Regions from separate parts of the Homo sapiens genome. Here regions 2 and 3 are each linked to region 1. The links are chromatin contacts, found by Hi-C or POLR2A ChIA-PET in ENCODE. All regions are on one chromosome and are shown on one strand. Each heading gives the region's core, a stretch centred on a gene start or an enhancer-like site at or near the end of the contact. The rest is flanking DNA. Distances are from core to core; before and after follow the strand shown.

Region 1 (4,766 bases), core at 97-2,596:
TCTCTCTCTCCTAAACGTGGTCTGCTTGCTGATGGCAGAATGGCACTCGGAGATTTGTGCATTGTGTCTGGTTTCCTACGGGCAGGCTGACCCAGTGCCTCCAGGGACTTATCAATAGACCACTCAGAAGAGACACAGACAGGAGAGAGGAGGAGGGGTGGGGGGAGAGAGAGAGAATCAATATCAAGAATAGAAGGAGCTCCGAAGCCATTTTTTTTTTAAAGAAGTATCGGGACTTGGGAGAGGGTGACAAAGAAGGTTTTTCAAAGAGGCAGTGGAGGAGGTTCTAATAAATTTGGAAGGAAACAGTTCCCTGTCTTGGGAAAAGGAGAACTCCTGACTGATTAGCATTCACACCAGGTATGAGATGTTCGCTACCCCTTATCACTGTGTCGCAACCGAGATGGAAAAGCCTTTTTTTTTTTTTAGGAGACCGAGGGAGCATGTATTTTGCTGTGTTTGTTGTTGGGGGGTAAGAGGGGCGGCGTGAGAAGCTGTGGGCATTTGTGTATGAGAGCAGAAAGAATGGAAGCAGTACAACGGGGGGTGGGAAAGAGTATGGAGTATGTTACTGTCTTCCCTGTCTTTGTGCACCCCTGGGGGGTTACCCAAGTTCATTTCTAGCAGGTGGATTTAGACGGGAGTTACTTAACGCTTGACCGCCAGTTTTGAAAAAAAAGAAAGAAAAAAACGCTGCTTCCTATGTCTATTAAAGGAAGCTCCAATTTCTCTCTCTCTCTCTCTCTCTCTCTCTCTCTCTCTCCCTTCTCTTTTCCTCTCTCTTCCTCTCTCTCTTCCTCTCTCTCTGCCCCCCATCCCTCTTCCCCTCTCTCCCTCTCCCTCTCTCTTCTTTTTTTCCTCTTCTAACCAGACAGCGGGAGGGTTTCTGGCTCCCAGCCAGCCCAAAAGCCTCTAAGTGTTTTGCACTTGTTTCAGGGAGTAGCTGCCCGGGGATTTTTCAGCATTTTCACTAGAGAACAAAGAGTTCTTTACAAAGGGAAGGGTGGGGGGGGGGGGAGTGAGCTTAATGTCTGATATATGTTTTTCTATTTTTATTAGTTTTTCGCCTAAAAAGAAAGAGACAGGAACAGAACATTCACTCTATAAAGACACAAAGACATTCAAAAGAAATCCAGTTATCTTTTCTCCCCATCATCCCAATATATACATATATGTACATGAAAAAATTAAAAAGAAAAAGACTAGTTAAGTTGCATATGTTGCTCTTTTCTCCTCTTTTAATCTTTCCAAATCCAACTGTTCTTATGCTCACTTTATGCTATTTTTTTTCTACTCACAATAAAAGTTGTTCAGGATGCATCTTCTCTTATCATGTCTTTACCCTTTCTGGGTCGCCAAAATCTTGTGGAAGAAAGAACAAAAGTCCATCAAATAATCAATTTGGTGACTAGAACATCTTCTACTTTTGCCACTTGGGTAAAAAGTTAATTATGGAATTTGGGTTCCCAAAATACCAATGGGGTACATCAGTTCATTCGATCTCACAAGTTTTTGCATCCATCTGTTTAAAAGGTACCACTTGTGTCACTTGTCAGTTATTAAGAAAAGGTAGTAAGGGAGCAGATATTTGTATTTTATTTTTGTTTCTAATTATGTAAATGACAAAACCCCCAGAGAGATTTCTTGCCCCTTCTATGATACACTAGTTCATGCAAAATATAGTCTAGATGGAGATTTTGTCAACGATTCTGATTGCCACGTAGCTTTGTGTTCTCCATTTCAATTTTTGCCTATGCATGTATATTTTTACCATGAATTTGTGTTGTAGCAAACATTTCAGAATGCTTATCATTTTCAAATTAATGCTCCAACAAAAGCAAAAAGAAATCAGATGTGAGCTGTATGTGTAAAATGTAGTAAACAATTTTATCTTTTATATATGCTGTACATTTATATCTTTATGCTAATATCCTGGATTTGTAAACCCAAGATAATGTTTTCTTTCTTAAAGTTCTCCTCTTAATGCATTTATATGTTGATTGTCACTTAGAAATCTTTTTAAGGTACATTATAGACACGAAACTAAACAAGGGGAACAATTCTCAAGCTCTACAAAAATCCTTAAATATATATTATGTACCATTCCTAACTACAGATAACTGTTTTGCTAAGTAGAAAACAGCTACAACAGTTGTTTCAAGAATCAGAAACTCTTTTCTTTTTTTTTCTATTAACTGAAAATAAAATCTATTCATATCCCTGGGGAGGGAAAATGTAGGGGAAAATATAGATATATACATTTTCCATAATTATAGAATGCATTTATGTAACTGCTTCTTAAGGGTGTAATACATATCAGGGCAGAGTGTGATGCTCATCAAAAAACCCTCCTGGCTGGGAGGTGTGAGTGCCTTATGTTTGAAGTAACTTGATAACAAGGAGTCTTTTCGGGAAACCTTACTATGTATGTGTTGCCTCAGTAATGATCCTCAGATAAAAAACAAGTACTAGGTGGCCAGTGTTAGCACTTGAACTCACTGAAAGATATTAGAAGTAGGGGAACTTTTGGCAAATCCAGAATTTTCCAGGGTAACTCACTTCTTACACTTACATGTTTTCTTTAGGAATATTCTTGAATTGCTTTCAGACTTTTCTGTATTTTTGTAGAATTTTTTAATGCTTTTAATAGTGCTTAAGGAGAAAAATACTTTTAAAAAGAATGTCATCCAAATAAGAGAAACTCAGTCTTTAAAAAGTTTTATATTGAAGACAAGAGTTGTTTTGGTTTTGCTTTTTTCCTTTTTGCTTGTGTTCTATTTTTTCTCCCTGAATTCTTTTGTTGCTGTGGGCTGTTGTCCCTGCATTTTTAATTTTTCATTTGGTACCCCCCCTTTTTTTTCTTTTTTCTTTTTCTTTTTGGTCTGTTTTTGATGTGACCAAGGGGATCTTTGAAAGGGGCAGAGGGACTGGGATAACAGGCTGTTACTGAAAGCTGCACTAGCTCTTCTTGATCCCAACTCAGGCAGCTCCTATCAGCTAGTTGTGCCGCCAAGAGTACAGTGACAGGTGATAGCTGTCATTCTGGGATTCTTCGTGGATCTGACCTGAGAGTGACACATTCACAGTCGAGGAGAAAAGGGAAAAAAAATAGAGGAGGAGGAAAGAAAAGCTCTTTGAGCTGGAATACACTGGCCCTTTCTTCCTGTAGGCAATCCGCTCCAGTTCTTGGCGACGTGTCCTGCACTATCAGATATCATATGACTTTTTATTTAGATTCCTTTTCGGAGAATGGCCTGTTAGGACTCTGTTTGTTTTCTTTTATTTAATTTCCTTCTCCCCTCACCCACTAGTTTTGCGTATCTGTGTGTGTCATAGCGTGTGTGCGCACATGCATATGTGTGTGCAATTTTTATCTTTGTTTTTGTTCTGTTGATCTGATGCTTTATTTAAAGACAAAGCTTTAATTATTTCAGTATACTGGTTTAATTATTTGCCAAAAAGAAACCTCATTCTAGGCTTTTTGGGGGGTCCATTTTTAAACACATCCATTAACACATGAGGCTGGAGATCCTATATGCTTGTTGGTCTGCCCTTGGCCCACTCCCTCACCTTAATTTAACCCTCCCCTTCATCAGCATGCACAGCAGTATAAGTTAGGAAACACCTGTGCTGAGTTGAGAGAGAAATAAAAGTAGAAGCAACTTCTTCAAATTTGCACTCCTAGTTTCACTTTAATAAACTTTTTTTAATCGTTGATTTTTTTTTTTTTTTTGGCATCCTCTGTTAAGCTTGAAAGCATCAGAGATAGTGAACGATGTGTCTGTGGAGCTTTTGTGAGGCCAGCTGAGCACCCTTGGAAAGTAGAGCAGGAGCTGAAATTCATTCAGAGACTTAAGAATTAAGTAAGAGATTTAAATAAGATCTGTGAGATCTGTGAGCTGTTCAGGGTTTGGTGATAGATGGTAAAATGGAATGCTTAGGGATATTCAAGGAAGAGAAAGAAATTTTCAACCAGGAACGAAACAGGCATTTCTACTGCAATTCATACTTTAAAAACCTTCTTTTATCAAATTTTTATTTTATATATCTCAAAATTTAATCAATTGGTATGATTGCCTTCTTTTCCACGCTTGCTATGAAAAACAGATGAATTGTGCCGATGTTATTACTGGGTTTCTCCTAAATTTTTGTTGTATTTCTTTTTCGGCTTTAGAGAGTTCTGATTTTAGTTAGCAAAAGAAAAATAAAACTTCTCTAGGTATGCATATGGTTGTATACACATTATTCTTATCTACATATAATATATCCTGTTTGTATCAGGATATAATTTTTGTATAGTTACATGCAAGACTGCCTTGAAAGTTCAGATGACCATTACATTCTTTAAACCCATAGTTTTTAGTTTCTTGTTAGTTTCTCTAAAATTATTTTTTACAGACCTTAAATTTGTAATGCCTTATCATAGCCAGAGGTGAATTTTGTTGAAACTTGGAGAAAAATTTATTCCACCCCTTTAAGCGTACCCAAAAGGGAAGAGAGAACTATTTTTCGTTCAACAAAAAATTTTAAAAGCCTTTTTTCCTTCAGCGGAAAACTCCAAAACAGCTTTGTCTCAGAACGTTAAACTTGGCATGGATAAAAAAATTTGAGTTTTGCTTTGTTTGAGGAAATTTGTTTTTGAAACAACAATGTTATAAATATTTTTAAATTGCCTGCTGAGCATGCGCTGTATCTGACTTTATTCATAGTTTTAAACACACACCAAAGTGCAGTCTTCTGAATGGCCACAGGTAAGGCTGTTGATT
Region 2 (4,230 bases), core at 1,372-3,871, 360 kb before region 1:
AAGGGATTGTAAGTACACCAATCGACACTCTATATCTGGCTACTCTGGTGGGGACTTGGAGAAACTATGTCTAGCTCAGGGATTGTAAATACACCAATCGGCACTCTGTATCTAGCTCAAGGTTTGTAAACACACCAATCAGCACCCTGTGTCTAGCTCAGGGTTTGTGAATGCACCAGTCGACACTCTGTATCTAGCTACTCTGGTGGGGACTTGGAGAACCTTTGTGTGGACACTCTGTATCCAGCTAATCTGGTGGGGATGTGGAGAACCTTTGTGTCTAGCTCAGGGATTGTAAACGCACCAATCAGCACCCTGTCAAAACAGACCACTCAGCTCTACCAATCAGCAGGATGTGGGTGGCGCCAGATAAGAGAATGAAAGCAGGCTGCCGGAGCCAGCAGTGGCAACCGGCTGGGGTCCACTTCCACACTGTGGAAGCTTTGTTCTTTCACTCTTTGCAATAAATCTTGCTACTGCTCACTCTTTGGGTCCACACTGCCTTTATGAGCTGTAACACTCACCGCAAAGGTCTGCAGCTTCACTCCTGAGCCAGCGAGACCACAAACCCACCAGAAGGCAGAAACTCCGAACACATCCGAACATCAGAAGGAACAAACTGCGGAGACGCCGCCTTTAAGAACTGTAACACTCACCGGGAGGGTCCGCGGCTTCATTCTTGAAGTCAGTGAGACCAAGAACCCACCAATTCCGGACACACTTATACAACAAGGTGACGGAGTTCCATCACATTCTCCATCCTCAGACTTACATCTTTAAGCAATGTATGTGATGTTTCAGGATTTTGTTTCATGGATTAGATTTCTTGTTTTCCAGACAGAAACAGTAATCTTTACTATTACGGGTTCCTAGATTAAAGGTTATGACACTTTAATGAGATGAAGTTTGGTGAATACTTTGATTTCCTCAACATGTTGTAAAAGTGAAGTATTATGTTGATCCAAAGATATCAGTAAGATATTCACAATTAATGCTTTATACATTCTGAATTTTTCCTAAACAAAGTTTGCTGATTTTTTTCATCTATTTAAGTCTCTGAAGGAAAATGAGTTTAGATAATTCCTAGAAGCAGATACTATATGTTTATCTCTTTTCATGTGATAGGAGTTATTTTGTAAATCCGTTCATAATTTAAATGCTCTAGGGAAGTGTATTCTCAAGGGAACTTTATTGTGGATCATCATGTAAAGGAAAAATTATTATATAGTAAATATTATTCTCTATATCCATATGGGAACTTTCTGATTTACAAGTTATTTGAGTTCCAAAAGGAGCTTATTCCCTTTGTGTGTTCCCAAGGAAGTATAACCTGAGTGAGCCCAGGAATCTGTGAGAAAATAAGCTGGCAAATACTAACCTGATCCAAGTAAGTATTTGGACCTGCTTAGATCTCTGAGCTATTATTGTTTTGTATAAGATTAAGTCTAAATGACATATTCTTTACAATTGCTTAGAATAGGTTAGTCCAGCTCCAAAGTTCATAGCAACTCATTATTAACCAAAGTAATTCTAGTCCTTCTCGCTGAGTGGTTTCTCCAAACTCTATAGAGTGAGGCAAAACTATTTATCTCCCATGGGAGAATTTTGGTAACCTTATCCCTATATCCCATACACTTCCCTAGAAATTCTTAATCCCCCCCAAACCTTTAAACTTTCTAGAGATGTAGTAGGAGGGGCAGTTGAAGATTTTCTATACACATGTAACCATTATGAAAACGTTCATTCAATGGCAGTTAGACTTCCCCCCCGCCACCCCACATGCATGGATACCTGCAGCTAGGCCCCTGATTCCTGCATTACTAAGAAAAGAATTAGGCAGTGGTCATTCGCTGAAGAAATGGCATATGGCATAAGTCGTTTATGCCCACTATAGATTAAAAGGTCATAAATCATATCACAGAAGCTGGATACTTTTGGGAGTGAAAGTGGCCAAATTAAAAGTTATGTTGGGACAACTAGCACAGTTAGGAGCCCACAGTGTTTTAGCCGGGAGTGCTTCCTCCTATTATCCGTCCCCACAGTTCCATTGTATCAGTAGTTCTGCCAGGGCAGGACAAGTCATGAAAACCCACAACTTCACTGCTGAAAGGGGGTGATTCGATAATTTGATGGAGCAGAACATAGAAAAACCCCATGCCCTTAGGTGTGGTCAAAACAGTGACAATCTCAGGGGCAAACAAGCAGGGAGAATAAACATCATATGTAGCCTGAAGTTACAATTCAGAGTAGAAAAGAACTGGCAGATTGGCCAGAAATTTAGCAGGGAGAATTGGAAAAGGATACTATCATAGTGAACTTTGGTAAGCTACCACATATTCCTAGAGGTCTGAAAGGCTGCACACATACTCTGGGGAAGACCTAAGGCTTTGGACACACAGAGAGAAGATAAGAGAGAACAAATGGAAAGTAAAAATCAAAAAAACACTTGTAAACTGCCTGAACTTTGAGTGCATTCTACAACCCACACACACGTATATATCAATTAGAGGCGTTAGCATAGTGGCCCTAGGTGTTTAAGTACAACCTGTGACTGATCGTTGGCTGACCACTAAACTGTGTTAACACAGGGGAAAGTCCCAGCTCAAAAACGAAAATGGAAATTACACAAACTGAGCAGAAACATCAGCAGCGGCACAGCATGGGGAAGAGAGGCTGCACAGAGTTATGTTAGGCAAGTCCTAAATAAACAAACACAGCAATAACAGCAACAACCCTCAACAGGGAAAAGTCAGAAGCCAGAGTTGCTGTAATATGCTATATAAAATGTCAATTTTCAAGAAAAAAATGAGACATGTAATAAACAGGAGTGTGACTCATACCCAATTTAAGAAGTGGTTAAAAGAAAGTGTCTGAAGAAAAAAAAAGAAATTATATTTGGGTTGAAGTGGAGATAGCAGATGTTAAACTTAGCAAACAAAGAGTTGAAAGCACTATTATAAATATGTTCAAAATAATAGGAAATCATGTTAAATAATTAAAGTATTACTATAATTACCCTTTAAATAGAGAGTATCAATATAAACATAAGTGTTATTTTAAAAGGAACAAAAATTCTGGAGTTAAAAAATATTATAATGGAAATTAAAAAATTGCAAGAGAATCTCAACAGAATATTTAAGATGGCAGAATAAAGACACAATGAGATTGAAGATCAATTAATAGAAATGGTCTAATTTGAAGAGAAAAGAACAATGAAAAAATGAGCAGAGCTTCGGAGACCTGTGAGAGACCATCAAGCATACTAACATATGTGTAATGGTAGAGAAGAGGAGGAAAGAAAGAAAGGGCTCAAAAATATTTGAAGAAATAATAGCCAAAAACTTCCCAAATGTGATGAATAACATTAATCTACACATTTGAGAAGCACAAAAACTCCATGTTGGATAAACACAAAAAAAATCTGTACATAGACACATTATAGTCAAACTTTTGAATGAAAAAGAGAAAATTTTGACAGTAACAAGAAAAAAAAGACTGTTACATACAGGAAAACAACACTACGATTAACAGCTTACTTCTCATTAGAAACAAAGCCAGGAGGTAGAGGGATGACGTATTCAGTGTGCTGAAGGAAAAAAAGGGAAAATGTCATTTAGGAATTTTATATTTAGCAAAATTGTTCTTCAAAAATAAATATAAAATAAAGATATCCCAAATAAACAAAGACTGAGACAATTTGTTGCTAGTAGACCTGCCTTACCAGAAATACTGAAGGAAATCCTTTAAGTGGAAATGAAATGATAAAAATGTATCTAAAATTCACCTAAACAAAAGGACCTCATCACGTCATTATTTAGGTAAGTATAGACATGATATAAACATAAAACTAAATTCTGTTTGAACAGAAGGAAGGATATAACAAAGATAAGAACAGAAATCAATGAAATAGATAATGAAAATAATAGAGAAAATTAATGAAACCAAAACTTAGTTTTTTGAAAAGATCAACCAAAACTTAGTTTTTCTTTTGCTAGACTGATCAAGGAAAAAGGAGAGAAGATGACAGATTACCAAAATGAGGAATCAGAGAGAAGGTATCACCACCAACCCCACAGAAATGAAAAGGATTATGAGGTATAGTTATAGTTAATACTATATTATAAACAAATAGTATAACCTCATAATCATTCTCATTTCTATGGGGTTGGTGGTGATACCTTCTCTCTCATTCCTGATCTCATACTATACTATGAACAAATATTATAACCT
Region 3 (4,635 bases), core at 1,254-3,753, 450 kb after region 1:
GTAATTTATATATATTTAGACTCAAGGGAACAAAAGACTCCAAATCTCTGAAATCAAGAACAAAAGACTTTATCAAGAAAGGACAGTATTGTTAAAAATGGAGCAAATGATAATAGAGGGCTACAATAGACCCTGTAGAGACTAAGTAAACTAATCTTTTTCCAGCGTGTACAGCAAAACATGACCAAGTGAAAATATAAAATCTTTAGTTAGATGCTCATTAATTATACAGTCATAGGAACTCATGTACTAAGAACACACAAACTGTACCTTGAATTTTTCCAAAATTATCAGTTAGCTAATAGGTGATTTTCTCTAATTAAGTCAGACCATTCACTCCTGCTCTATTAAGTACTATCTGTACCACTAAGCTTTTCCTTCATGTTCTTTATTTTCATGTTAAAAAGTTACCATGATCCAAAAGAAACCCTGTCGCTTTACTCAGGGCTTTGACACAGTCTTGCTAGGTTAATAAGGTGTCATTACCACCAAGTTTAAAAGAACCTAAAACATATACCCTGCTTGATATAAATTGCTTAAGCAGGTGTTCTCATGAATAAGTGTTCACTGACATTACTGAAATAAAAGGTTACTTTTAAAAGTGTTTAACATGTCAGAGTTTCCATATATCACATCTTTCATTTCAGTTGAGTCTATGGAAAGCATTTCTATAATCGTGAAAAATATTTTTGAGTCCCTAAGGATGGGGTCCTGTTAGAACAAGAAGCTTCTGATATTTAGATAGCTCATAGCATTTTTCTCTTTAAGCCATTGCAGATGGCAGAATCAAAAACTTAGACCTTAGAACATGGACTCAAACCATTCTAGAAGAGACACTTTAATATGACATTATTTTGGCCAAGATAGCTGTTTCTAAATAAAAATTCTTGTTTCCTTCCCCTCTGTATAGAACTTGTAATTGAGTATGGTACCTCAGTCTATTAAATGGGATTTATGTAATAAAGCTTTGAAAACTAGTGATATGCTAATACAAAATATTATTAGGTAACATTATTCTTATGTAATGCAGATATTTGCCCAGTGATCCTGAGCTTCCAAATATTTCCCACCCATAGATAGTTTGTAATGCAGATATTTGCCCAGTGATCCTGAGCTTCCAAATATTTCCCACCCATAGATAGTTCAGGAATAGCTGGAAACGGTTAGCTAGGCTTTAACGGGACCTTGATGCTGAAATAACTAAATATCCTATACTATGGCATATGATTAATTTACTAGTGTCAGGAGAGGCATTGAAAGAAAAGAGATATATTATTCATTTGTAAAGATATTCTTTGGTTTTCAGACATTCTCGAGAAAGAATATATCCTTTGCCACAACATCTTCAAATTTCCACTAAAATTCAGAGTCAATTTATGCATATTAAATTCATGTTTTTTATATATAAAATATATATATTTATATATATATATATATATATATATATATATCTGGAGTAACCTTGCCTAATTCACAAATGAACTGTCCAAATTAGAAATTTATAAGAGAAGATTTTTGCTATTACGAATGTCCTGGCCCATGGCAATGGTTCATACAGCTGTAGCCACTCTCCCAGTTTTCTTTTTTTTTGAGCCAGGGTCTCGCTGTGTTGCCCAGGCTGGAGTTCAGTAGCACAATCTCAGCCCACTGCAACCTCCACTTCCCAGGTTCAAGCGATTCTCCTGCATCAGCCTCCTGAGTAGCTGGGATTACAGGTGCGTACCACCATGCCTGGCCAACTTTTGTACCTTTAGTAGAGACAGGGTTTCACCATGTTGGCCAGGCTGATCTCAATCTCCTGACCTTAAGTCATCTGCCCATCTCGGCCTCCCAACGTGCTGGGATTACAGGCATGAGCCACCACAGCCGGCCACTCTCCCAGTTTTCATGGTGAGCAGCAATGCATGTTTTAAGAGTGGTGGCCTCTGAGGTAGCCAGGCCAGGAGCACAGACCACCTTTACCTGCAATACATGGCAGTTGTGCCATTAAACAAAACAATACTGACCTCATAAATGTTGGATTTCATCAGCACAGTCCTTTAAATAGTTGAGCTATAACATGTTTCTCTCTCTCAGGAGACTGCTGTGCCCCCTTTGTGGGAAAAGCCTCCCTTGGGAAGCAGTGGTTGTATGCTCAGTCCTCCCCTGGGAAGAACAACAACAGGCAACTTGCAGGGTTCCCTTCAGAATGTCTCTCTGAGTGCACCTGGCAATAAGCAGCACAAGACCCTGGGTGCTGAACCCTCTCAACAGCCTGGCAGCAACGAGACACTCAGAACTACCAGCCAGAAAGCAGAACCGCTTTGCTTGGGTCATTTCCACAACCGCCATGTCTTCCAGCAACAGCTGATTGAGAAGCAAAAGAAGAAACTTCAGGAACAGCAGAAAACAATTCTCGAGCTGAAGAAAAACCTGCAGCTGGCAGAGGCTCAGTGGGCAGCAGAGCATGCCTTAGCAGTCACAGAAGCACAGAGCCACCTGCTGTCAAAGCCCAGAGAAGAGGAACCAAGAACCTGCCAGATGCTTGTGAAGTATGTCTGTTCTATCAGAACTCGCTGGACTCATTTTAAGGGGTTTTTCACTTTGGGCTCCTGAGCTTCTTTGCCCTGCTTCTGAGCCCCATGATTGTTCCTTTTCCTTGATTTTGCACTCTCAAAGCAAAGAAGCCTAGTTATGACTAGTATATGACAGGCACAGATAGTCAAGGATGCCTGTAAGGATCCAGTTATACTGTTAGCATTTGGGTCACGGCTGCCTTTGAGGATCTCTGTTACTATGCCAGTTAAAGAGAAAAATGCTGTCTTGCTCTATTTCTGGGTTTCTAGCTATGTTAAGTGCTGAGAAGCCAAGTCAGACAACATCAGGTCCACATGGAGCAGCCCCTGGGCTGGCTTATTTCCTAGCTTAAATTTGTAGTTGTTAGGGATAAAACAAAACATCTTTGAGCCTCAAATAAGAGCCCAAGTTTCTCAAAAGCCACGTAAGATGGTTTCAGTTGTGCTTGAGACATACTCATTGCATGTGGTAAATGGTAGGATAAGATGTGGTGACACCTATGGATTTGAAGCATTAGGATGGGAGTCACAGTACCTGACTCACTGTGTAGACTCATGCCGATCACACAACCTTTCCATACCTCATTACACATATTTATGGAGTGGATATAATATGTAGTTATCTCAGAGAGTAGGGATTCATTAAGGTCTGTAAAAGGCTTTGAGCATCTCAGGTCAAAGGAGTTTGAAGGAAACTGGTTAGTAGTCTAAATTCCTTTCCTTTATTTTTTCCCTAGTTCACCTGTTGCTTCCCCTGGGACTGAAGGCAGAAGTGACTCCCGAAATTCTCTTTCTGGACTCAGAAGGAAACCAAAGCAATTGATGACACCGCATCCCATACTAAAAGGCAGGGCTGTCTCGGTGGTGGCCTTGGTGGTTGTTATCTTCTCTCCTAGAGTAGAATGTGTACACTGGGACTGAATTCTGGCAACTCTTGAGGTTTTGAGACTTGGCAGAACCTGACATCAAAAATCTCAGAATGGTAGACATGTGAGGAGTGGAGTACACCAGAGAGCCCCACTACTTTTTTCCTGCCCCTTTTGCCAACCTTTTTGGCATTCCCAGCCAACACACACACAAAAAAACATAGCTGAAAGGTATATCATTTTTCTGTAATTTGAGATTTGGATTGTGAAAAAAAAAGGAATAATTACACAAATGAGAAAACTCTGAGTAACTGCCAAGGACAAACACTGATAAAGGACACCTGTCATTGTACTTTGTTAATGTTCAAATTTGATCAGTTTACAGTAATCCAAGATAAGTTATTATTTTATAATATTATAACTTGTTGATAGGATTTTAGTAATAAAACCTACAAACCAGATATGTTAATTTGATAACATTTTTGATGCATCTAGAAACATTTATTTATTTGGTACAGGCAGGGTCTTCCTGTGTTGCCCAGGCTGGTCTCAAACTCCTGGCCTCAAGGAGTCCTCCCACCTCAACATCCCTAGGTGTTGGGATTATAGGCATGAACCACTGCACCTGGCCAGAAACCCTTATTTAAACTAAACTATACGAATAGAAGCATTCTTCAGAACCCACCTAGTGAATCTGCTAATTGTTTTTACTATATGCTTAGTCCTTCACTGTACTTATGTTTGCATGTGGTGGTTGGCACTTTGACAATTATATTGTGGTTTGTAAATTTGATTTTTTACCTGTGACAAGATTGCTGGTTTAACAAGAAGTAATTACAAATGAAAGACACTGTGCCTGCAGTCAATTCCTATTAATGAAGAAATTGGCAGTCTTTGCATTAACTATCTGCCAGGACAGCAATTTATGCTGTCTTTGCCTATCATTAAGCTTGGTCAGTAAATACCCAGTTAAGTATGATTATTTTTTTAAAATTATTGTTTGGTCAAGGAGTTAGCTATTTTAGAAGCCCAGTCTACTTTCAAGTAGTCTTTTGATGATTAGATCTAGAAAAGATGGGCAAAGGGCATATTACCAGAGACTCTGCTTCTTAGGGGTCTCTTACTTTAATCCCCTAGTCTATTTCTGCCTTCTTAGAGACAATTTCACTCTCGCCATCTGTGGCACTACCATTCTTTTTCAGCAAAGCAGACAC

Evidence for each region. A loop is a pair of places that touch in the nucleus more often than their neighbours do. ChIA-PET counts read pairs that join two places held with the same protein, here RNA polymerase II (POLR2A). Pooled maps may share reads with other maps.
Region 2: a pooled map shows a loop between it and region 1 (4-fold over the local background). The contact joins the enhancer-like site here to the promoter of ZBTB20-AS5 in region 1. A Hi-C loop is called at or near these places in 10 of 37 single-sample maps with no recorded cell type and 3 of 50 pooled maps. POLR2A ChIA-PET finds 5 or more read pairs at or near these places in 1 of 52 experiments (A673).
Region 3: a map of OCI-LY7 shows a loop between it and region 1 (5-fold over the local background). The contact joins the enhancer-like site here to the promoter of ZBTB20-AS5 in region 1. A Hi-C loop is called at or near these places in 1 of 168 maps with a recorded cell type or tissue (OCI-LY7) and 1 of 50 pooled maps. POLR2A ChIA-PET finds 5 or more read pairs at or near these places in 3 of 52 experiments (Panc1, activated CD4-positive, alpha-beta T cell and activated T-cell).

The regions. Positions count from the first base shown.
Region 1 is chr3:114,450,173-114,454,938 of GRCh38, reverse strand. ZBTB20-AS5 (ZBTB20 antisense RNA 5) reads right to left here and starts at 1,346. Exons shown (of 3, transcript NR_121661.1): 1 at 1,299-1,346. All of the region lies in intron 7 of ZBTB20 (zinc finger and BTB domain containing 20), which reads left to right.
Region 2 is chr3:114,808,347-114,812,576 of GRCh38, reverse strand. All of the region lies in intron 4 of ZBTB20 (zinc finger and BTB domain containing 20), which reads left to right. Among named protein-coding and RNA genes, the nearest start is that of ZBTB20-AS3, 63 kb to the left of the region's middle. RefSeq lists an enhancer at 2,507-2,686. Within about 2 kb of position 2,621, at least 3 of the 41 ENCODE cell types and tissues checked have a DNase peak (open chromatin) inside an H3K27ac peak, as active enhancers do.
Region 3 is chr3:114,003,404-114,008,038 of GRCh38, reverse strand. It overlaps CCDC191 (coiled-coil domain containing 191), which reads left to right. Exons shown (of 17, transcript NM_020817.2): 10 at 2,077-2,531; 11 at 3,293-3,402. All of the region lies in intron 1 of LOC105374048 (a long non-coding RNA gene), which reads right to left. Among named protein-coding and RNA genes, the nearest start is that of CCDC191, 51 kb to the left of the region's middle. RefSeq lists enhancers at 2,255-2,304, 2,535-2,664. Within about 2 kb of position 2,503, at least 3 of the 41 ENCODE cell types and tissues checked have a DNase peak (open chromatin) inside an H3K27ac peak, as active enhancers do; they include OCI-LY7, where a contact is called at or near this core.